6 separate regions of the Homo sapiens genome follow, and regions 1, 2, 4, 5 and 6 are each linked to region 3. A link is an interaction called in ENCODE POLR2A ChIA-PET data of the cell type or tissue named here. Cell type or tissue: OCI-LY7. All regions are shown on one strand.

Evidence for each region. ChIA-PET counts read pairs that join two places held together with the same protein. Peaks named below come from ENCODE experiments on the same cell type or tissue, not always from the same donor. Only the 100,000 strongest peaks of a DNase experiment are listed, where the experiment ranks them.
Region 1: POLR2A ChIA-PET joins it to region 3 with 22 read pairs; 11 of 35 experiments call an interaction of 5 or more read pairs at or near these places.
Region 2: POLR2A ChIA-PET joins it to region 3 with 13 read pairs; 19 of 35 experiments call an interaction of 5 or more read pairs at or near these places.
Region 4: POLR2A ChIA-PET joins it to region 3 with 95 read pairs; 22 of 35 experiments call an interaction of 5 or more read pairs at or near these places.
Region 5: POLR2A ChIA-PET joins it to region 3 with 51 read pairs; 21 of 35 experiments call an interaction of 5 or more read pairs at or near these places.
Region 6: POLR2A ChIA-PET joins it to region 3 with 51 read pairs; 19 of 35 experiments call an interaction of 5 or more read pairs at or near these places.

Annotation. Positions count from the first base shown.
Region 1 is chr2:196,211,612-196,215,611 of GRCh38, reverse strand. All of the region lies in intron 28 of HECW2 (HECT, C2 and WW domain containing E3 ubiquitin protein ligase 2), which reads left to right. LOC124906154 (small nucleolar RNA U13) reads left to right here and starts at 290; the gene lies at 290-393. RefSeq lists an enhancer at 3,837-3,886. In OCI-LY7, no CTCF peak of the experiment used is centred here; a DNase peak (open chromatin) is centred at 1,831; H3K4me3 peaks cover 308 bases; H3K27ac peaks cover 662 bases.
Region 2 is chr2:196,186,172-196,190,171 of GRCh38, reverse strand. No RefSeq gene overlaps it. Among named protein-coding and RNA genes, the nearest start is that of STK17B, 17 kb to the right of the region's middle. RefSeq lists an enhancer at 3,429-3,478. In OCI-LY7, no CTCF peak of the experiment used is centred here; DNase peaks (open chromatin) are centred at 1,861 and 3,321; H3K4me3 peaks cover 458 bases; H3K27ac peaks cover 2,437 bases.
Region 3 is chr2:196,272,769-196,276,768 of GRCh38, reverse strand. HECW2 (HECT, C2 and WW domain containing E3 ubiquitin protein ligase 2) reads left to right here. Exons shown (of 29, transcript NM_001348768.2): 16 at 2,646-2,748. Among named protein-coding and RNA genes, the nearest start is that of HECW2-AS1, 15 kb to the right of the region's middle. In OCI-LY7, no CTCF peak of the experiment used is centred here; DNase peaks (open chromatin) are centred at 128, 998, 1,638, 2,058 and 1 weaker place; H3K4me3 peaks cover 3,345 bases; H3K27ac peaks cover 4,000 bases.
Region 4 is chr2:196,174,516-196,178,515 of GRCh38, reverse strand. It overlaps a transcript of STK17B not described here. Among named protein-coding and RNA genes, the nearest start is that of STK17B, 4.9 kb to the right of the region's middle. RefSeq lists an enhancer at 1,956-2,215. In OCI-LY7, no CTCF peak of the experiment used is centred here; DNase peaks (open chromatin) are centred at 1,235, 2,205, 2,642, 3,805 and 1 weaker place; H3K4me3 peaks cover 3,581 bases; H3K27ac peaks cover 4,000 bases.
Region 5 is chr2:196,164,516-196,168,515 of GRCh38, reverse strand. All of the region lies in intron 1 of STK17B (serine/threonine kinase 17b), which reads left to right. Among named protein-coding and RNA genes, the nearest start is that of STK17B, 5.1 kb to the left of the region's middle. RefSeq lists an enhancer at 1,286-1,355. In OCI-LY7, no CTCF peak of the experiment used is centred here; a DNase peak (open chromatin) is centred at 1,517; H3K4me3 peaks cover 3,926 bases; H3K27ac peaks cover 3,869 bases.
Region 6 is chr2:196,181,018-196,185,017 of GRCh38, reverse strand. No RefSeq gene overlaps it. Among named protein-coding and RNA genes, the nearest start is that of STK17B, 11 kb to the right of the region's middle. In OCI-LY7, no CTCF peak of the experiment used is centred here; DNase peaks (open chromatin) are centred at 1,717 and 2,487; H3K4me3 peaks cover 1,801 bases; H3K27ac peaks cover 3,092 bases.

The DNA of each region.
Region 1 (4,000 bases), 61 kb after region 3:
CGACGTTGGTTATCATGCTTGTGGCTTATGATTGTGGCTCTAATCAGGTGTTTCCAGAAGCTTGAGTTTTAACTTTATAACTATTTAGAATCCCTTCAGTAAAAATTACCGTTGTAGTTTCTAAAGGATATTAGATAATGTGGATGTGCTCTAGATCTCTTTAGCCTGTCTCGTACATGTCTTAATTCCATGCTCTCTGCATTGTATTCTCATTCATAGTAAGATTACATATTTCCTTAGAATAGAAAAAAAATGCTTTGCTGTTGCTGCTAATAAAAGCAAAAGACTGATCCTTTTGCAATTTGTCAGTGTGATAATTGGGTGTTCATGCACATATGTGAGATGTGCCACCCTCAAGCCTTATTACAACGTCCACACATTACCCATCTGATATGGAAAATAGAAGCAAGGACTAGTACAAAAAGTGTTTGAGATTGAGTGGAGATAACTGGAGCTGGAGCAACAGAAAAGGAGCATATGAACAAAAGAGGAATGGAAGAAAATTTGTTTTAGAATTCCTTTATCCAATTAGTAGTAATACTGTAGCATTTTTGAGGTAAAAAGGAGCTGAAATTGCCTCTAACTTTACTAATAATACAACTATACTCTAGAGAGATTAAATGATATTAGGTACCCCAAGATGTTATCCTAAATTGAAGTATAGATGACTTTGAGAAACCTATTTTATTAGTGATATTAGGTGATATTATTGTTACTATATAAGGTGACATTAGGTACCCCAAGATGTCATCTGTTTCTTTAAGTACAAGCAACTGAGCAATCTGTTATCAAAGCTTTCTTCTTAGCAATTGAAAGATGCCAGTTCTTAAGAACTGTATTGTCAGCATCAACAGATGAGAAAAAGGGTGCTGAAAATACAAATGGAGAGAGCGATAAAGAATGACTGCTCAAGGGTTTGCCTGAGCCTCCTTGGCCACCCCACACGCATCACAGTCTGAACAGGCTGTGCATCCAGACACCTAAGTATTACCTGGCATATTTGATTTCCAAATCTGGGAATTCATTATTTGATTTCATTATTTAAAGAACTAGCTCATTTTATTTATGCTTGGATAATGAGTTTTCTCCCCTTCAACACATAAATCAACAGATTTAGCCTATCTGAATAAGGCTTTTTACTCTTCTGAGAAACTCTTTAAGAATTTGCATTGAAGAAGGAAAGGGTAGATTAATGGTCAGCTTTTTGTTGAAATCTATTTCTGTAAAGCCACTAAAGTATATGGAATAAAGTGCAACAGTAAGCAGATATGTCCACTGTTCATATTTAATCACTGTAATTTTCACCAAACCTGATGGGTAGAGACAAGTAATTTGATATAGACCTGGAGCTTTAGCTTCAGAGAGACCTAGGCTGAGTCCCACCTCTGTTACTTACCTGCAGCAGGGTCTTGGTGAAGTTGCATGATCCTTCTGAGCCTCTGTTTCCTCATCTATCTGGTGGATTTGAAATTCTGAGGATGATGTGAAATCATTCATGAAAAATACTTAATACTGTCTCTGGCCATGAGTAAGCATCCAGTCAGTGATCGCTGCCATTGTGATTTCTGTCACCATCATCTGTAATACATATCAGGCAGGATATTTGCATATTGGAAAGAGGGCAGGGGTAGGAGTTAAAAGACCTAGCTTCTAGTCCCACCTCTGCCACCAGCTAACTCTGGGACCTTAGAGAACACTTCATCTTTGAGCCTTGATTTTCTCATTTGTAACAGGCCTGGAGGAGGTGGTATATTAGGTTGGGTTGAGCAAGAAGTAACACCGAAGGGTTGCTGAAGAATCTTGAGGGTCAGGCTGGATTTGCATTTCTGCTTCCCCCTGGAGCTCCAGGAAGTTCATGTGCTAACTCATTGTAAATGGTGGTATTCTTCATTATTGTAGCATACACACAGTTGGGTAACAGGCACTGTCCTTTCTCCCTGTCTTCACTATGACCTAAGTTTGCTTCTACATTCCTAGTTTTACCCAGATTATAAAACAGCACAAATAAAGATGGTCTTAGGCACATTGAGCAAGCAGCCTCTTTTCATACCCTCTCCGTAACAAGCCCCATCTTTTGGGGTCTGATGAGAAGAAAGAGTTACTTGGCTTTTCTGCTTCAGAGTTGCAGTCACCTTATGTAACCCAGGTAACACGCAGGAGCACAGATCTAAGCCCTATGACACACTAGTTACATCATCCTAAGCAAAACCCTAGATCCATCCCTCTAAGGTAGGAGTAACAATGTTCAGAGTATTTTTGACAATTGTAAGATAATGTATATGAAAGGCTTAGGAACACTGTGTTTACTTTGTTCTTTTTTAACTTTTTATCCTGACTTTTGTAAGCCACTGTACTACTTTAACTATTAACATTGGCTCCACAAAGAATAAAAGTACATTCGGAGGGAAAAAATTAAAAGAACTTAATTGCATGACAGTATAGTTATATGAGAAGCAACTTCTTCATTGACAACATTGTCATCACCCTTAATGAAATGTGGGGCATTACTTAGGTGTAAAAAAAGATCTGTAAAATTGGTTCTGGCCTAAAGAGATTCTTTTATATTATCAAGTCCATTTCTCCTACCATCAGAACAGATACACTGAAGCCATTTTTCTGCTATTTTTTGATAGGCGTTAAGTTGCACAATGGAAGAGCTGGTCTGTCTCAAGCTAGTTGGCCCCAGTGTATTTCTTTTTCCTATGAGTGAAATGATGTTTAACATTTAAAATGTGACATGGTACAAAAAAATAACAGATGCTGGTAAGGTTGCAGAGAAAAGGGAATGCTTATACACTATTGGTGGGAGTATAAATTAGTTCAACCATTGTGGAAGACAGTGTGGCAACTCCTCAAAGATCTAAAAACAGAAATACCATTCAACCCAGCAATCTCACTACTGGGTATATACCCAAGAGAATATAAATCATTCAGTTATAAGACACATGCATGTGTATCTTCATTGCAGCTCTGTTCACAATAGCAAAGACACAGAATCAACCTAAATGCCCATCAATGGTAGACTGGATAAAGAAAATATGGTACATATATACCATGGAATACTATGCAGCCATAAAAAAGAATGAGATCATGTTCTTTGTAGGAACCTGGATGGAGCTGGAGGCCATTATCCTTAGCAAACTAACACAGGAACAGAAAACCAAATACTACATCTTCTCACAAGCGGGAGCTAAATGATGAGAACACAAGGACACATAGAGGGGAATAACACTCACTGGGGCCTAATGGAGGGTGGAGGGTCAGAGGAGGGAAAGGATCAGGAAAAATAACTAATGGGTACTAGGCTTAATACCTGAGTGACAAAATAATCTGTAAAACAAACCCCCAGTGACACAGGTTTACCTCTATAACAAACTTGCACAAGTACCCCTGAACTTAAAATTAAAAAAAAAATTACATTGCACACATGGGAGAAAAATGGATAGATGTCCTTCTTACTTAAAAAATGAATCCTGGCTGGGCATGGTGGCTCACACCTGTAATCCCAGCACTTTGGGAGGCCAAGGCGGACGGATTGCCTGAGGTCAGGAGTTTGAGACCAGCCTGGCTAACATGGTGAAACCCTGTCTCTACTAAAAATACAAAAATTACCTGGGCGTGGTGGCATACGCCTATAGTCCCAGCTACTCGGGAGGCAGGAGAATCGCTTGAACCCAGGAGGCAGAGGTTGCAGTGAGCCGAGATGGCAATGCTGCACTCCAGCCTGGGCGACAGAGCAAGACTCTGTCTCAAAAAGAAAAAAAAAGAATCCTCTAAGAAGTCTGGCATGGTCTTGTGTCGGGCATGGGAGTTTCTGCCCTGGAGGGTTGGAGGGGCTGTAAAGGATGAGGGCAGTCCTGGCAACCGGAGCAATGAGGGAGAGAATCTTAGTCTTTCTAGACAAGGATGATGGAGGGCCTTTCAATTTTCAAGCAGGCAAATGTGAGTCTCATTCTTTTCTCAGATTTCCTAGTCTCACTTTGCGGTAGCAGTGGATAGC
Region 2 (4,000 bases), 87 kb after region 3:
TTTTATATAACTAAGTTCATACTGATAAATAATTGATTGAATAATTAATAAATGAAGAGACAAATCTGGGCAGAAGAATTCCAAACAATTTATGTAGATACTCCACTCTTAAGTGGGGGCTACCCATACTGACTTCTTTCCAAAGAGTACAGCAAAGGAAGGAGGAAAGGGGAGAAAAGTTACGGTGAAGAAGCCGGAGAAACACTACCTCAGCCAGATGCTCAAGTTCAACATCAACAGTTATAAATCACGTGAATAGTGTGTGCCTTTGATATGATGGGATAAAAATGACACTTTATCTCTGTGGTCTTTCTTCCCAAATACATAATCCCAATGTAACCATGAGAAAATAATCAGACAATCTCTAATAGAGGGACACTCTACAAAATAGCTAACCAGTGCTCTTCAAAGCTGTCAAAGCCATCAAAACCAAGAAAAGTCTGAAAAATGATCACAACCAAGAGGAGCCTAATGAGATATGATGACTAAGTGGAATGTGGTGTCCTGGATAGGATCCTAGAACAGAAAGACAACATTGGGTAAATACAAAAGAAATTTGAATAATGTATGGACTTTAGTTAATAAAAATGTGTTGATTTCTTAATTATAGCTATTGTGCCATACTAATGTAAGATGTTGGCAAGGGAAACTAGTGTGAGGTATATGGAAACTCTACTATTTTCTCAATTTTTCTATAAATCTAAAACAATTTTTTAAAATTAAAGTATTTAAAATTTAATAGCTAATTTTAAAATTAGCCCTAAAAGCAGAATATGTAACACAGCCCCCCAGATCAATTCATTAATGGTTCTTTACTCATAGGGTAACAAGAGGCCAATCTTTAACTGCAACCAAATAGCAACTATAACAATGAGCACAGACAACTGCAAAAACACCAAGCAATGAGAAGAATATGAGGAAGCACTGCTGGTTCAGTGGCAGAATTCTCGCCTCCCACGCAATGAGAAGAATCTTTGCTTGATAGGTAAGCAATGTTTTCATCCTAAGCAATATAATTGTGTTATAGATAGTAAATCTGATATTTTGCATTAAAAGTAAATGGAGTTTTTTTTTAAAAAAAAAAAAAAAAAGAAGAAGAAAAGAGAATTATTGGTTACAGAGAAATATTTCAGTGACAGATTCCACCTAATAAAGTGAATAAAGTGCCAGAGATTTGGAAACCAGCTACTATGGTGCCATGCCTAGAAAGGTTCTGGAGTAGCTAACTCATTACACAGATGGGTGTGCAGAAATCTAAAGAAGCAGTTTCACACTAAGTAGTCAACTAAATTCATCATTCAAGCCACACATGACACTGTTTGTCAAGTAATTGATAATACATCTATTTATCTTTTTACTTCTTAGAGTAATACCTTCAGTTATCTTCCATTCCCAAGAACTAAATTATTCCACATAAAAGACTTTTACAGCTTATTATAACTCTCTAAGTGTGAAAAACCTAAACATTTTAACTCTTCTTATGGGGATCTTTTAAAAGATATACAAATTTCTATGATCTTAAATAGGACACACTAGAGAAAATGTATTTGTTGATAACTTAGGGTCACCCTTATAGACAACAAACAATATTATGCTGTAATAGTTGGGTAGATATTCAACTGTTTTATTCCTAAATTAAATGGTCCAGACTATGCTTTACTGTTAATACCATTCTAATTCTCCTTTCTGGTTCACTAAAATTTCATTTTTGCTTCATTTTGACTAAAGTAGCCCCTCCTCATTCTCTACTTTGCTGCCTTAAATTAGTAATATGCTGAGAAATCAGATACACAAACTCACCTAACCTTTGGCTATGTGAATAGAGAGGATGTTGTTGACAAGAACCTGAGGGCTATTCTTGGATACAAGATGAAAGTGCACATGTGTTAAAGAACAGTATGAAACAGTAACTTTCTCACCTGGTTGTCATGTAGCAGTAAAATTCAGCCCCACGCTTCAAAAGAAAAATATTGATTGGTGGGAACAGGAGAATGGCCTAGTGTTACAAACTACACGTACAGTTAAAAGGAACATTTGCCAATAACAAGTAGCAATTATCATCCACTCATCATTATTGCATAATAAGCAATAAATTTTAACATATTTATATAAAGAGAAGGAGAATCTCAGAATAGCTGTCCTTTAAGTAAATTAAGTTTTATTAATAATCAGGTTGGTCCAGAGTTGGAGAAAATTTTTGCAATCTATCCATCTGACAAGGGTCTAATATCCAGAATCTACAAGGAACTTAAACAAATTTACAAAAAAAACCACAAAAAACATTAAAATGTAGGCAAAGGACATGAACAGACACTTCTCAAAAGAAGACATTCATGCAGCCAACAAACATAAGAAAAAAAGCTCAACATCACTGAATATTAGAAAAATGCAAATCAAAACTACAATGAGATACCATCTCATGCCAGTCAGAATGGCAATTATTAAAAAGTCAAGAAACAACAGAAGCTGGCAAAGTTATGGAGAAATGGTAACGCTTTTACACTGTTGGTGGGAATGTAAATTAGTTCAACCATTGTGGAAGATGGTGTGGCAATTCCTCAAAGATCTAGAGCCAGAAATACCATTTGACCCAGCAATCCCATTGCTGGGTATATACCCAAAGGAGTATGAATCATACTATTACAAAGATAAATGCATGCATATGTTCATTGCAGCATTATTCACAATAGCAAAAAACATGGAATCAACCCAAATGCCCATCAGTGATAGACTGGATAAGAAAAATGTGGTACATATACACCATGGAATACTACGCAGCCATAAAAAGGAATGAGATCATGTCCTTTACAGGGACATGGATGGACCTGGAAGCCATTATCCTCAGCAAACTAATGCAGGGACAAAAAAACAAACACCACATGTTCTCACTTATAAGTGGGAGCTGAACAATGAGAACACATGGATACAGGGAGAGGCACAACACACATTGGGACCTGTCAGGAGGTAGGGTGGGGGAAGGGTGAGGATTAGGAAAAATAGCTAATGCATGTTGGGCTTAATACCTAGGTGATGGATTGACAGGTATAGCAAACCACCATGCCACATGTCTACCTATGTAACAAACCTGCACATCCTGCACATGTACTCTGGAATTTAAAATAAAAATAAATATTTAAAAAATTACGTTGGATTCTGTTATTTACAACCCAACAGTCCCAACTATTACCTTCTATAAAGCATAAAGCCCCAGGTGTAGCACACACAAAGTGCTCAAAATACAATAACTGTAGTGACAGTTGTCTGACCCTCTACATGAGGCAGGCACTTCCTCACTAACTTCAAACTAGTTCTGCTCTAATAGTCCAGTTCAAAAGGTGGACTGACTTTGACGAGGCTTTGTTCACCCCTCTGTTGGAGGTCTCTGTGGTTCTGACCAAAGAGGTGAAAGTCTTGCCCTTGGCTCTGACCCATTTCTCTATTTGTGTTAATTGCATTTGTGAGCCAGTTGTTAGTCTATTTCTATTCTTTGGGGAGGCTCCACTTCACCTAGTAGGTGGCCAGAAATGTAAGCCTCATTTTCTTGAGACCAGGGAGTAGTATCAAGTCAGATTCATGTAAGAGCCAGAAGCAAACTCTTGATCTTTCCTCTTCTGAGGGCTTATAACCCATTCAGAGGTGCCATGCATAGTTTATAAAAGCATCGCTTATCTTCACCAGAGTGACTCAAATGAAAAGAACTGATGATAGTTAACACCTATCAAGGATATGGAGCAATGGGAATTCTCTGCATTACTGGTAGGAGTGTAAATTGATGTAACCACTTTGATAAACTGTTTAGCAGCATCAATTACAGCCAAATATATGCACACCATGACTAGCAATTCCAGTTTCCGAGTGTGTACCCAACAGAAATGAGTGCTTATGTCCACCAAAACAAATGTTCAGGATTTGTTTCATAGCACTTTATTAATAAAACTGAAAACAATGCAAATGTCTGTCAATAGTAGAATAGATTGTGATTATAGTAATTCATGATAAT
Region 3 (4,000 bases):
AATGATATACAAATATATTACAGGATGAGGTATGTGCAAAAATTTTTCTGTTTTATGAGTAGCTAATAAATCTTTACCTTGCTGTCATGTAACCCATTAGTGGTGAACTGAATGGCACTAACAACATTCATCTTAAAAGCAGAACAGACCTCTCACCTTTGGACCTTGTGTGCGATGTGTAGCACAATTAGGGCTCTGTCTGATATTTTATTGCATAGCCCGTGCCCTTTAACCACTCACCTTATCATGACTTCACAGTATGAAGCTGGCTGTTTGGTCTAGTTAGGACTATTTTTCTGGGAAAACATGCATGAGATTAATAGCTATACTTTCATTTTCTTTCAACCCCTCTACCTTAAAACATGAATATTTTCATGGTCTAGTAGTAGTAGCCTTTATGAGAGAGGGACCCTAAGGGATACATTAAGACTTTTCCTCCTATGGCTGGAAACTGAGCAGTGGCCCAGAGATAAGTCCATACAGACTGAGTGTCCAGCCCTCCACATTGTTAAACCTTCCGGGGGAGTGTCCTTTCTGACACAGCTGTTGGAAGCATGCACATCCTGAAGTGCTGCCCATCAGAGGGATTGCCCACTGTCCGCTGGTCTGGTTGCAAAGACTGAGGTCTTAGGGAGAAGACCTTTGGCTTTTCTGGGAAATGATGAGACATGGCAACATACTGTGAGGAGAGAAAGTATATATTGGAGTGTTGAAATGATAAGTTATCTGACTAACAATCTGTACTTAGTGATCAGATCTCCCCAGAGAATAGCTGTATTCATTCCTCAAAGCCAGTAACTCAAGAGAAGCAGGATGAGAAGACTTCTAGTTACATACATGAGTCATTTGAGCCACTGTCTTATATTCCTTCAGCAAATATTCCATTCAGTAGAAATATTGATGTCTTTTCCATCTAACAAGTTAACACCAAACACCTGCTACAATGAAGAAACATAGTGGTTGCTGTTATGAGGGATGCAAATAAATAACACATTTCCTGCATTCTTTTTTTTTTTTTAAGACAGAGTCTTGCTTTGTCGCCAGGCAGGAGTGCAGTGGTGCGATCTTTGCTCACTGCAACCACCACCTCCCGGGTTCAAGAGATTCTCCTGCCTCAGCCTCCCGAGTAGCTGGGACTACAGGCACCTGCCACCGCGCCCGGCTAATTTTTGTATTTTTAGTAGAGATGGGGTTTCACCATGTTGGCCAGGATGGTCTCGATCTGTTGACCTTGTAATCCGCCCGCCTTGGCCACCCAAAGTGCTGGGATTATAGGTGTGAGCCACCGTGCCTGGCCCACACATTTCCCGCATTCTTAATAGGAAAGGAAAATATGAAACCCTACTACAAATGAATAAAAATATGAACGAAAAATGCTTTGTAAATTTTCTTTTTTAATAGTTGGGAAAGAAAAATATACCTTTAGATAATCATGTTTTCTTCTTTTTATTTATATCTTTCCAGCTTTAGTGAGGTATAATTGACAAATAATATAAACTGTTCACAATGGCAGCTGCTTGTTCTGTTTGTTCTGTGGGAGCTCAGAGGAGGTTGTATTTAACTTGGGCTTGAAGGAGAGGGAAGACCTTGTCGAGGAGGGGCTGTTTGAACTACGCTTTGAAGAATGAGTGAGAGCATTCTTGAAGGACAAGCAAGCGGTGGAGGGTGGGGAGGATATTTCCAGCATTAGAGTCTTTAGAAAAATCCTCAGCAAATACCCAAGTGATGCAACATGATAAAAGGGCTGCAAATGGTTGTGGGTGGAATAAAACTCTCTTTTCAAAATCCCAGTTTATAAATCCAGTACAGTGTGTTATTTTTTCTTATTCTCTCTTATACTGCTGTTCTGCTATTGTCTCAAAAGATTTCTGTAATATGGGGGAAAATGCTAAAGCAGAAGCAAAAACAACATTAGAGTTTTCTGGTAAGGCTGTTAATGGGTATTTTTGGTTATCTACTTGTGTGTATGAGTTTCTAAATCTATATTAGGTGCAATAAATAATTCTGGTTAGGACAACCCTATTTAGCTCCTCCACACCTGCTCCTATTAGCACCCTGGTGTGGGAGGCTCAAACCAGAAAGATCTGTTGTACCAGGTGTTCTAATAGGCATGGAGAATTGCTCCTGAGGAGATAATACACTAACTCGAAACCCCACATGAAGATTGCTGCTCTTCAACCCCTCCTCTGCTGAGCCAGGGAATTCCCTGGCCTGCCTTAGCCAAAAGAAGAAATATCTTGGCACTGCCCCAAAACATTTATACCACTCAGTCTTCCCTTTGATTGTGTTGTTGCAGACTGTGCTCTGTCAATGCAGAAGTTAGTCCTGATGAACAAGTCTGCTGTTTAGCTGCTGCAGCCTCAGTAATTATAAGCAGATTGAACTACTTCTGTGCCACTTGGTAAAGAGTCACTGCCCCAGCCCCTCTCAAGAATGTGGATGCCTCAACTCCCCCCACCATTTAGCCACTAAAACAAGGCTTTCAATAACTAAGAACCCTGCTTCAGCCCCACAGCTGGTATCTGTTCTGATCAAGTGGTACTTCACTATGCTCATTGTTAATATTTTGAACAACTTGGTTTGGGATGCTGATATAGAGCATTCTGGCTCTTGGTGCAGAACATAAATGATGCTTCTGTTTGCAGGTAGGAGAAGATTCTCGACATGCAGGACCACCAGTTCTTCCCAGGCCATCCAGTACATTCAATACAGTCAGTAGGCCACAGTACCAGGACATGGTTCCAGTGGGTATGTCATCCCTTTCCAGAAATCATCTGTCCTTTTGTGCCATTATCTGTACCATGTACACTGTGCTGATACTTCCCCTGTTGTTAGCCTGCTACTTTTTGCCCTATATTGAGAAATTGCTGCATTATCCTTAAGAAATGTATAACAAAATCCTACAGACTTGAGTCTCAAAGGGCTTCTGTCTTGTAATATCCTAAAGGATGAGATTGTTTTTTAATACCACCCTACCTTTCCTGAGTAGAGGTATCATATTAGATTATTGAAGTTAAGGAAAAATAATTTATTAAGGTAATACATTATGCAATCATTATAAATTAAGAATTTGGACTAGCATATACTTAGTATATATTTAAGGCCAAGACAGAATTTAAATGGTGTGTGAATCTGTAGCAGCCTCACAAAATAAACAATCAAAGAGAGCACATTCTTAAGGGCTTTTGTCACAAATAGAAGGCAGCAAGAACCTCTAAAATAGTAAAATAAAAATAAATGAGTGTGGGAGAAAGGCCTGAAAAACAACTTGAGTTGTTATTAAAAGGATGAGGTTGAAGTAGATCAGTGGTTGCCAAACCTGGAGCGCCTGAGGCAGGTGGAGTGGACAGACTGGTGGGAGGCCATATGGGCTCCGTGCTCCGTCTTAAATTAGACTAGGTTGGCTGGGCGCAGTGGCTCACGCCTGTAACCCCAGCACTTTGGGAGGCCGAGATGGGCAGATCACAAGGTCGACAGATCAAGACCATCCTGGCTAACACGGTGAAACCCCGTCTCTACTAAAAATACAAAAAATTAGCCAGGCATGGTGGCACGCACCTGTAGGCCCAGTTACTCTGGAGGCTGAGACAGGAGAATCACTTGAACCTGGGAGGCAGAGGTTCCAGTGAGCCGAGATTGCACCACTGCACTCCAGCCTAGGGACAGAGCAAGACCCAATCTCAAAAAAAAAAAAAAAAAAAAAAAAAAAAAAAAAAAAATTAGACCAGCTCTCCATTTATCTTTGTTTTAAAACGTCTTCTTTAAATTAAAAAAAAAATGTCATGAAATTCAATGTAATGCCCATGACCTAAGAAGCTTGACCTCTGGATAAGAAGAAATGTAGGGTTGAAGTCTAACAGTCTAGGTTTTTTTTTATGTTATTACTAATATGACACTAAATACTGCACATGGAATTTTAAAGCACTATAAAATTGTTGCTTAGACAGTTATGTGGGCTCTGAGCTCAGACGCACTATAAACCCCGATTCAATAATTATCC
Region 4 (4,000 bases), 98 kb after region 3:
GGTTGCCTGAGCTCAGGAGTTTGAGATCAGCCTGGGCAAATGGCGAAACCCTGTCACTACTAAAAAAAAAAAAAAAAAACAAAAACTGGGTGTGGAATGCACGCCTGTAGTCCCAGCTACTCAGGAGGCTGAGGCACGAGAATCACTTGAGCCTGGGGGGCAGGGGTTGCAGTGAGCTGAGATTGTGCCACTGCACTCCAGCCTCGTTGACAGAGTGAGAACCTGTCTCAAAAAAAAAAAAAAAAAGTCTGTGTAGTAGAGGATGGACTTGAATGACTGCGAGCAAGTATATAACTTCCACGTCCCTTAGTTTTCTGGTTTTTGTTTTTTTTTTTTGAGATAGAGTCTCACTCTGTTGCCCAGGCTGGAGTGCAGTGGTGTGATCTCGGCTCACTGCAAGCTCTGCCTCCCCGGTTCACGCCATTCTCCTGGCTCAGCCTCCCGAGTAGCTGGGACTACAGAAGCCACCACCACGCCCAGCTAATTTTTTTTTTTTTTTGTAATTTTAGTAGAGATGGGGTTTCACCATGTTAGCCAGAATGGTCTCAATCTCCTGACCTCATGATCTACCTGCCTTGGCCTCCCAAAGTGCTGGGATTACAGGTGTGAGCCACCGTGCCTGGCTAGTTTTCTTATCTTTAAAGGAGGAAAATATAGCACTGTAACTCATAGGAGGATGTGAGCATTAGATGAATTAACATAAGCAACACATTTAGAACAGTGCCAGTTTCATTATTTATGAACTGTTGTTGCCATGTACACTATGAGGCAAGTATATTATCTCCATTTTACAGATGAAAAATAGAGGCACAGAGATTTTCTAACCTGGTCAAGATCTCACAGCTGGTAAATTACAGAACCATTCTCTCATAATCTGTGACCTTTTAAAGGTTTCTGAACAGCTCTGAACTTACTGATTCTTCGGTAAAAGTGAAGCCATGAAATGCTGCTCTATAAATCTAAAGGAAAGGCCAACTACTAAAAAGATTCAAGAATCTTTGAATATTCTCAATGTCAGGAATGCTGTGATAATCAGGAATAGTACCATTTCCCACATTACTAATGCTTTTATGCCACAAAATGGCTCAACTTTCAGAGTAGATTGGCCTTCTCAATGTTCATGCTATCACCTTACACCAGTTGACACAAAGATCACTCCTAATGAGGGAGTTGCTGGGGATTAAAAGTTGGCTCTGCCTTATCTATATCTGCTACTGCCTGCTGTAAGAAGACTCACTACGTGAAGGGTTTCTGGAAGGGTACCTGCCATGTACCCTGGAGAATGTGATAGCAGGTTGTCATTCATGGTATATGCAGTTGGCAGAGGAAGTTTCTTAGCAAAGTGAAAAAGGAAGAGATTTATTAGGGAGAGCTAGTAGGCGTTATCTACTCAAATCAAATAGACAGCACCCTATATTTATACCCTGTATTTATTTCTTTGCACCACTTGATATCTACTTCCTTTAAACACTAGTGACTAATTTCTTTATCTCACACGGCCCCCTGGACTCCACCATTTGTTGACCCTTAGAGCTTCATTCCGAACTTGGGTGTCTCCACCAGATAGATACTGAAAGGAAAAGCAGTCACCTCCCTCTCCCCTTTCCTTTCCAATGACATTTTTCTCCCAATGATCCCTACTAGCATCAACCATAAGATGTGAGGAAAATCGAAAGTATCTTATAAAGCCATTTGACAAATATTTATATAGAACCCACAATGTCTTGAGCATCTTGCTAGTCACAGGGCGCAGTAGTGCACATGGGGAGCTGGCAAAGCACTGGTAAATAATAATAGCTTGTAGGAACAGAACCAAGGGTTTATTCTTGTTAGGCACTGTTCTTAGTATGCATTATCCCATTTCAATCTCATGGAGGTAGCTATTATTATTATCCCCATTTCACAGATGAGAAAACTGAGGATCGCCCAAAATCACACAACAAGGAATGGGCAGAACTGGGACTTGAAGGCAGGGCTGCCTGATGTCACACACTTAACCACACATATATCTTCTCTTTCTCTCTCACAGCTTCTCACGAGGTAGAACTTTAGAGCCTGGTGTGTTTGTGGCTGGAGCATAGCAGCTCTTCTACAACTTTACTGTAGTTTCTACTGAATATTTTGGTTTGCAAATATAAAGGATTCTCTGAAGCACAACCTTAAATAACGTGTGGTAGACACCTGGGAGAGGAAAACTGCAGACAGAAAAATGTGGCCGGATGCTCTGTGGGCGGGCGGCAGCGATGTTCGGCCAGGTGGCTCCAAGGAGAGGAAGCAGTGATGCATTGAGGTAAGAGAGCTGACAGATGAAACCACATGGACCCTAAGACAGAGTGGAAGGAGGGTGCCTTAAATATTGTAGGGTGTGCTCTTATCAGGTTATGAGAATGCAGTTGGGATACAGGTTTGCTTTCTCTTGCCTGTATCATCGGAGTGATGATTCAGATAAATTTAAAAATTACTTTATTCTGAAGTATGTCTGATGTGAAGAGGCTTAAATAATATCTTAGGATTAAGAGTCAGGAGACCTAAATTATTGTTCAGATATGTACCACCGAATTTAGGTGTGTGATCTTTTGCAAGTCCCTCAACTTCTCTCACTGTAGGTTTCTTCCCTTCTAAAACAAGGGAGTTGGGTTACTGAACTGCAAGAATTTTTCTAGCTCCAGACTGCTCTGATTGTCTCTAGCACTGGAAATTTAGACACAATTAGAAGGCACGTTTCTAGCCCTTCAGACCTACACTGCCTAACTTAGTAGCCACATGTGGCCATGAAACACTTGGGATGTGGCTAACATGACAAAATTTTCTATTTTATTTCATTGTCATTAAATTTATATTAAGAAACTGATACTGTATTTAGTTATTGAAAAACTTTATTTATTTTTGAGACAGAGTCTCGCTTTGTCGCCCAAGCTGGAGTGCAGTGGTACACAATCTCGGCTAACTGCAACCTCTGCCTCCTGCGTTCAAGTGATTCTCCTGCCTCAACCTACTGAGTTGCTGGGATCACAGGAACCTGCCACCATGCCTGGCTAATTTTTGTATTTTTAGTAGAGACGGGGTTTCACCATGTTGGCCAGGCTGGTCTTGAACTCCTGATCTCAAATCATCTGCCCGCCTTGGCCTCCCAAAGTGCTAGGATTACAGATATGAGCCACCACACCTGGCGTGAAAAACTTTAGTTTGTTCAAAACAACTTAGGAATGTGAATCTGCTTTTTGCAACAGTAAATTTTGTGAAATCTAAATACAGATCAAGTGTTTCCGATGAAAATTTGGCATCTGAATTGGGACATGCTGTAAGTATAAAATACTAGATTTAAGACAATATTAAAAAAGGAAGTAAAATGTCTCAATAATTTTTGTTGATTACATGTTGAAATGACAATGTTTTAGAAATATTGGGTTAAATAAAATAAATTGTTAAAATTAATTTTATCTGTGTTTACTTTTTAAAATATGACTAGTAGAACATTTGCCAATGTGCGTGGCATTTCTTTTGGACAGCTTTTACAGGACAGGTTATACTCTATAAACTGCAGTGAGTGGTTGGATTGGCATATTGGCCCTAGTTGATCATGGATGTTTTGGAGAGGAAAGCTGTGTCACCCTTTAAGGAAGACACTTGTACCAGTCTGAGTTATTACTCTCATCAGACAAAACTAGCCCCAATTAGCTTTGCTAATAGTGTTTCAAGAGAGTCAGGGGATGTGAGGTCTCTTAGAGTCTCTCTGGTTCTCAGTGCTTTCAAAATTGCAATGTGCTGTAGGCACCATGAGTAAATGCACTGCGACATCTCCATCTGAGTACACTCACTATTCCTACCTCCAGAGAGGGGATCTGTTTGGAGGAGCCTGTCTCCATTCAGTGAGCACCCCTGTTGGGTGGGGGGTTGAGCCACGCCCCTTCAGAGGCTGTTGGCCTTGCCTGCGTCTGGCTACCTTTAGCCTAGCCACAGGTTTCTGGTATATTCAGTTCTAGACAGGTAGTAGAGCTTG
Region 5 (4,000 bases), 110 kb after region 3:
TAAAGGCAGATTCCATTTTGCATTGTAATAGTTACTGAATAAATAGTACTTAAGCGGTGCTATTAAGTAAACAATATTTTACAACAGAAACCCAATTTTCCGTCTTGTGAGTGACAAGCACCATGCATTTGTTGCCCACCCCGGAATCCCCCACTCTATTTCCGTTTTTCAACCTTTTATCCTGGTTCACAATTAACAGGTTTAACTCTTTTTCTGGAGGTGGGAAGACACAGCATTAGGCCTTAGGGTCTTGGCACAGAGTCAGGCCTAGGAGTCATTGCCTGACACTTCAGCCCTTGGATAGTATATACTAGAATGGTTGGATTAGAGTTAGTTTAGCTGACTTCCTATTGTGATTTTTAGAGGATTAAGTTTATGAATTATATTTTCTGTTCAAAATATTTTAAAAAACAAAACCTGTTGGCAGAATACATATGAGGAATATAATCTCTTCCTTGAAATTGAAAATCATCATCATTTCCATCTTGATACCAATACTTCTAATCAATGACTAATTAAAAACACATACTTCTGCCACACCAGGAGAAAGTTCTTCCTTTACTTTTGATGGACGTTAAATCTCTTTTTCAGTTTCCTAGGGAAAGCTTGCTAGCAGTAAATGCCTTAAATGCCTATGTAGAAAGGAGTTGCTTCCCTTAGAATCTTCGGGCTTACTTTGCTTCCTGTTGCCTTTCCAATGTACTTCATGATGATCTAGACTTATCAGTGATAAATCTTGATAGGACACTTACCTGAATCTCCTGATTTTTGGAGGCTCTTAAAAGAGTGATGTTCTTAACTGCAGTAGGTATTTGTATTAGTAGCTTATATTAAAAACAAGTAGCCACCTTGTCTGGAAACAGTGGTAAAAACAAAAGGTCTATTGGCATTACATTATAGTATATGACAAAATAATTTTATCTGTGTTTCCAGACTTTGTGGCTACCTGTTTAGAACTGACATTTTGTAAGTGCAATTTAAAATAGTTACTTTATTTGTCCAAATGCTGAATTAAGCAGAGACTAGCTGCATTCAGAGCTCCAGTACTGTAAATTCAAGATGGATCTCAAGTTCTCCTAACCCCTCGAAGACATGAGATATACCTACAAATTCTTTTTTCTATATCTCATAATTCTTACAATTCAGTTCATCAAACATTTTTAAAATTCCTACCGGGTGGCAGATACCATGCTGGTTGCTTAGGCACAAAAGTAAAAGGATGCTGCCCTTTAAACACTGAACAGAATTGCAATCTAACATGTTACATTTTGAGGTAAAGAAGTATGCCAAGGATCCTCTTATTTGAAGCATAAAGGAGAAGCCTTTAAATCAGCCTGTGGTTTTTAGGCAAAGCTTCCTGGGGGAGAGGCCATTCTGTGTTGAGTTTTGAAGGATGTGTAAGAAGAGTTAGCCATTTAAGGAAAGTAGAAAGGCTTTTTCAGGCAAAGAAGTATAACAAAGATGTGGTGGCAAAATATGAAATATGAGTGCGGCAGGAAATGTAGCTGGTGTATACTTGGCCTCAGAGGCCTTTATGTGTCATGCTGTAAGTACTTGAAAGCTTGTAGATACTGGGGAGCTAATGAAGGAATCAAAACAGACAATTTGATTTTCTAAATGTCTTTATTATTGTATATTCTATTTTTTAAAAACTTTCTTATTTGATAATTTTGAAATAAATATCATGATAAATACTTTTTAAAATAGAGCTAGAGGTTTATAGAGATAGTCTTGCTTTTGTTCACATCACACTTGCTTTCTGCATTCAAGTAAGTGAAGGCCCAGATCAAGCCTAACATTTCCTTCTTTTCCTTCCTTCACTGATCTACTTCCAAATTCTTTTGGTAATTATTATAATGAGAATTAATGAAAAAAATCTTTAAAAATAAGTGAGATACCATTATTTGTAGTAGTACTGTGTGATTAAAAGCTTAATTGTGTCTTACCTTCTATTACACTTTTTATAGGATCTAATCGTGTATACACATGCATATAAATTTACTTACCAGGTCCCTTAAGATTTTTTTTAAATGCTATAACCTGATAAAATGTTATGAAATGAATTTCAAATGGAGTGAGACATATAGGTAATTTAGAATCGGTAATATGAAGTGTGGTAGAAGACAAGAAAAGGCCTGGGAATTGTTGGAGTTAAAGAGAATTTGGTGGGAAATTTAGGAAGATACAAGAAGGAGCGACAGAGAGCTGACTCATAACCTGCATGTACCTTATATGAAGGGCAACCAGATGTTTGAGGAGGGCTTGGTGGACAAAGGTGACATTCATGCTCCACTATATGCAAAACTGGCCAAAGGAGAGGAAATGGAAAAATATCTTGGCTCTGACAATTGGTTCAGATGCAGTAAATAAAAGGAAAATGAACTTAAGAAATGCTTAATGGATGCCTAAAGCAGCTTGTGATGTAGGTATATTTTTAATAAATAGATGAACTTATGAGGAAATTGGTACCCATATTGATCTTTCAGAACAATGGAAAAAAATCAGTGAAACTGAGCGCTATCAGAACTAAGAAGATACATAAGTAGTTAAAACAGAAAACAAAAATACTTTTAAGAATGAAGTTTAGACTAAGTTGGGATGAGAATTTTGTACATGGAAACAGTACAGCTGTTCAACAATGGCAGGGAACTGCAGGGAGAGTATTTTTGGGTAGAATGTTAATTTTGTTTTGTGGAACAATAGCGATATGCCCTTGTGACTTGCACTGTACCTGTGTCAGTGGACATGAGTTCAGCATATTTTAATTTTTAATCCTTGCAGCACTGGAAGATCAATTCTTTTATCATCCATACTTTAGAGGCAGCAAAATCGAAGCTTTCTTCACCAGTAAAAGGGAATGCGAAGTAAATCACAACAAAATTCCATTTCACCTTCATCACACTAGAATAGCCAAACTTAAAAGTCTGAATTGGGCAAGTATTGTCAAAGTAGTGATAAACCGTCCCATCCAGTGCTAGTGGGAGTGTAAACTGGGGGTGGAAAGAAGGGGCTATGTCTAATATGTTTTATTTTTAATTTAAATGAAATATGACCAAGTAATAAGATTGGAAAGTAAATGTTTGTATATAGTGTTCCTTATCTTACATTTGAAATATTATATATTTTGTTTTCTTTTTAAATAACTGTGTTGCCGCAGATCAGGCGACTTAACAGAAGTATATTTTCTCAACGATTCTGGAGGCTAGAAATCTGGGATCAGGGTGTCTGCGGGGTTGGTTTCTTCTGAGGCCTGCCCTCTTGGCTTGTAGATGGCTGCCTTCTCCTAGTGTGTTCACATAGTCTTTCCTCTGTGTGTGTCTGTGTCCTAATTGGCCCACTTTAATGACCTCATTTTAACTTAATCACCTTTTTAAAGGCCCTGTCTCCAAAGACAGTCACATTATGAGATACAGGGGTTAGGGTTTTTCAACTTAGGAATTTGGGGGAGGACACAATTCAGCCCATAACAATAGCAAAGTTAAATAATTTAATTAAGGTCTCATAGCTGGTATGATGGATGAATGGAATTCAGACCCAGGTGTCTTTCAGTCTAAAGGTTATTCTCAGAATGCTACACTACAACCCTTTGACTCCTAGAGATGTACCCCAAAACTAGTTAGAGCTGTTTCCCCAAAGACTAAGAGATGTAGAGAAAACAATTTTACTATCTAGTTATGTGAAAGCTATAATTTTAATTTAATTTTTTGAGACAAGGTCTCCATCTATCGCCCAGGCTGAACTGCAGTGACGCGTTCATAATTTGAGAATAACACCAAGAAGAGAAAATGTAGAAACTGAAAACGCTGAACTCTAATGACACTGCTTTTTGGCTAAGTAGACTATAGTTGGCATTTGAATTTAAGAAGATAAAGAACAGTACATATAAGTAGAAAATAGGAAAAAAAGATGTCAGAGGAGGAACAAATGCTTAGCGGGTTACTACAGGAGGGTGCTAAAAGAATAATAATTGATATTTTATTAAGTAGGCATAGCAATAAGT
Region 6 (4,000 bases), 92 kb after region 3:
GTACAGCTATTAGGTTGGTGCAAGAGTAATTGTGGGTTTTACCATTACTTTTTTTTGAGACGGAGTCTCACTGTATCACCCAGGCTGAAGTGCAGTGGCACAATCTTGGCTCACTGCAACCTCTGCCACTGGGGTTCAAGTGATTCTCCTACCTCAGCCTCCCGAGTAGCTGGGATTACAGGCACCTGCCACTGCACCTGGCTAATTTTTGTATTTTTAGTGAAGACGGGGTTTCACCATCTTGGCCAGGCAGGTCCTGAACTCCTGACCTCATGATCCACCTGCTTTGGCCTCCCAAAGTGCTAGGATTACAGGCATGAGCCACCATTGAGCCACCGCACCCAGCCACCATTACTTCTAATAGTTCATTGCTTTGTACTTGTTAAGGGCTCAGTAGATGTTACTTTCCTTCCTCCTCCTGTCCCAGTGGACTGGCTTCATAGCTCCTGTCTATTGTCTTTGGGAGGCCACCAAATCTCAAGGCTATTTATATGGAAAGGGTGATTGAGCTACCCTAGCTCAAAACGTAATCCAGTCTTCCCTAGGTCAGACGACAAAACCACATATTTCTGCATGTCCCTTTGTCCATTCTTTCATCCATCCCATGAACACTTACCATACTTTGTGCCAGGTACCATAAGTGCTAGGAAACACTGCTGAATAAAGCAGCCATGTTTCCTGCCTTTGGGGAGTTTACAATGTCATGGGGAAGATGGGCAATAAACAAATAAGTCCATAATTACCAATGGTTATAAAAAGTGCTATAAAGAACAGGGAGCAGCAAGGGATGGAGAAAGCCTCTCAGAGGATGTAACATTTAAGATGAGAACTGAAGTTGGAAGAGCAGCCAGTCATTGGAAGATCAGAGGGAAAGCTCCCACAGTATCCTATCATTGCAGTCCTATAAACATCCAAAATAATTACAGCGTATACTTGAAAGACAGAATGGCTGCCAAGGAGAATCTTCTCACATGTGAACGTTGTAACATCTATTATGTTTCTCAGAAGAGTTTTGACCTACTTCCTGTTCCTTAGAAGTTAGATAACCAGATAAGTAGGTTCCCACTATAATAATATAAACTTATTTGAATAATGAGTTACAGAGATGGGACATAATGGAAAATAAAAGTGAGAACAGGTAAGCTGTACTTGGATTGTAGTGCAGTATCCTGAAAAGAAATGGGATTTGTAATCTGAGTTCAAATTTTGTCTTCACTCACTCCCTATATGGCCTTAAGTAAGTCACTCAAACTCTGTAAGCCTGGGTTTCCTCATCTGAGAAGTGAGAATAACCATTCAAGGTTGTGTTCCAAGAATTAAATAAAATGACGGATACATTGCACCTTGCGTATAAATGTATTGCCCCGCTTTACTTAGAACATTCCTCTGTGTCATTTCACTGTAAAAACAATTAATTATTTGTACTCTTAGTTCTTCATTCTTACTACAGAAATGTCAACTTTTAAAAACAGCAAGTACATTTCTTTCTCTTAAATATCTTCCTCTAACCTTAGCTCTTGGTTTGCAATTCTTAGTTCTGTGCTAAATCTTATTACTTTAGGTGGCAAATCATTCTTGATTTTCCTAAATCCCCACCTGAAACCTCCTCAGGCAATCTGGGCCACAGCAGGGAGTGAGTGTGGCCCGGCCAGATGGGGAGATGTGAACACTGTTTTGGGGCTTCTGGTGCTGCACACACCTGCAGGTAAGACAGCCGTGGGGCTTGGTCTGGCTTGCCATCTGGACTTTGGGTCCTCCAGAAAAATTATGTTTCCCTTTCTTCTGCATTGTTCGCAGCTGATCTGTCATAGGGCTCCTATAATGCTTCAGGCAAGGGGTGGGGTGAGAGAAAAGAGAAAGCATGTCTCAGGTAAGTGTGCTCTCTGGAGAGTCTTCTCTGTTAGGGGTCACTCGAAAGAGCCCACAGTCTTCAGCCCTAGACTGAACCCTGACCTCTGATGGACAAGTCACTCTCACGACCTCTGTTCTCATCTGTAAAATGGGATAACACTAGCTTTGCTAACAGTAATCCCCAGACTGTTGAGGCTCAGATAAGTCATTGCATGTGAAAGCTCTATATTGACTAAAATGCTGTACAGACATCAAGTGTTATTAATATTAATATATCCTGTGCCACATTCAGCATGTGTGATTGACCCAGAAGCTTTCAGACCTACTCAGGACTGAGCTACTAGAGGGGATTTTTCTAGGTCAATGAGTAACAGAAAGTGTCTCAAAGGTATTGCCTATTTTTACTGTGAAAGGACAACCTCCTCAGAGACAGGCTTAATGAGAAGAAGAACGCAAGGACTGGTGATTAAGAGATAATTATATACAAAACTAGCCTATTCTGATAATTTGTGTGATTTATTTGGGCAAATTATAAATGTGCTGTTAGCTTAGGTTAAACTAAACAAAGCTTACTGAATTAATGGCGACTGATCAAATCTTTATTTCTGCAATTTCCTGTTCTTAGCAGGAAGAAAAAAAAAAGGCCTGGGTGAGAGACAGGAAGAAATAAAGACAACTGATTTTATGCCTGTGGAACTTCTCTCAAGTAGACCAAGATAATCATCTGTCAAGTGCTCAAACATCTCATATTTTAAAAGGTGCATCTGTAGTTTAGGCTTGCAAGAAATAGCTTAACAATGGTCATTCCATGTGCCAGTTTTTAAATTTCTCAACCTGTTCTCAAGGTGGGGTGTACTAATTTATGCTTGTCTGTGGATTTCTACTATACACAAGCCTTTCTGCTGAGAAGTTAACTGTGGAAATTGGAGATGAGAGGAAATAGCAATGGGTTGCTCACCTTGTACGTTTTCCCTAAATTATTTCAAGACGCTGCTTCAAAGAATCCTTCATCTGTGGTAGTATTTCAACTGTAGAAGAAGATGCTTTTTCTAGTCAAAATTAATTTAAGTCCCTAATAATTCGAGTTAGCATGAAATGGAAAGATCTGAAGGGCCCAACTGACCTGCACACTTTTCACTTTTGATGTCTAGCAATAAGGTAGTAACTAGACTAGAATAGAAATGCGTTAAAATTTGCTTGCGAAATTGTAGAAGGCAGAACCATTCCAGGCACTAGCAGCTCAAACAGAAAAGCGTTATATTTTATATGTCGTATTAAATAATAATGAAAAGTAACCTAATAGGAACCAGTTCCAAAATCCTTTCTGGATAATTTGGTACATTTGAAATCTAGTATGCTTTTCATGCCTCTCTTAAGCACTCTATAAAACAAGATTCTCTCAAATGCGTTAGAAGATTTCTGTTTTGACTGGCTCAGCGAGGCTGGAGGTACTTGAAATGATTTATAATGAACTAAGCACATGGCATGGCGTCACCAGGCATTCTCTTCAGAGCCTCTTGCCCATTTTATAGAAATTGCACAGCTGGGAAGTAATACAATGAAAATCTTACACTCTGCTTGTTGAAAGTTGGATCACAATTCCAAAGTCTAAGTAAAAATGTATAGCCAGAGTAGAAGGCCAACATTTTTTTTCATCTTTCAAAAAGCTAGATGTTTTAACTTATTTGTGTTGTTGTTTGTTTTCTTTTTTTCTTTTTTTTTTTTTTTTTAAACAGGGTTGCCCAGGCTGGAGTGCAACGGCACAATTATAGCTCACTGCAACTTTGAACTCCAGAGCTCAAGCAGTCCCCCTTCTTCAGCCTCCTGAGTAGCTAGGACTACAGGCGCATGCCACCATGCCTGCCTAATTTATTTATTTATTTATTTATTTATTTATTTTTGTAGAGACAGTTTCACCATGTTGCCCAGGCTGGTCTCAAACTCCTGGCCTCAAGTGATCCTCCTGCCTCAGCCTCCCAAAATGCTGGGATTACAGGCATGAGCCACCGTGCCTGGCTGTTGTTCGTTTTCTATGGCAGATAAAACAAAGGGTACATTTATTTTGCTTTCTTTTTATTTTGGTTAACCATGGTTTATTTGTAGAATTTCAGAAAGGCTGATTAATATAAAAGTGGTCAAAATATATAAC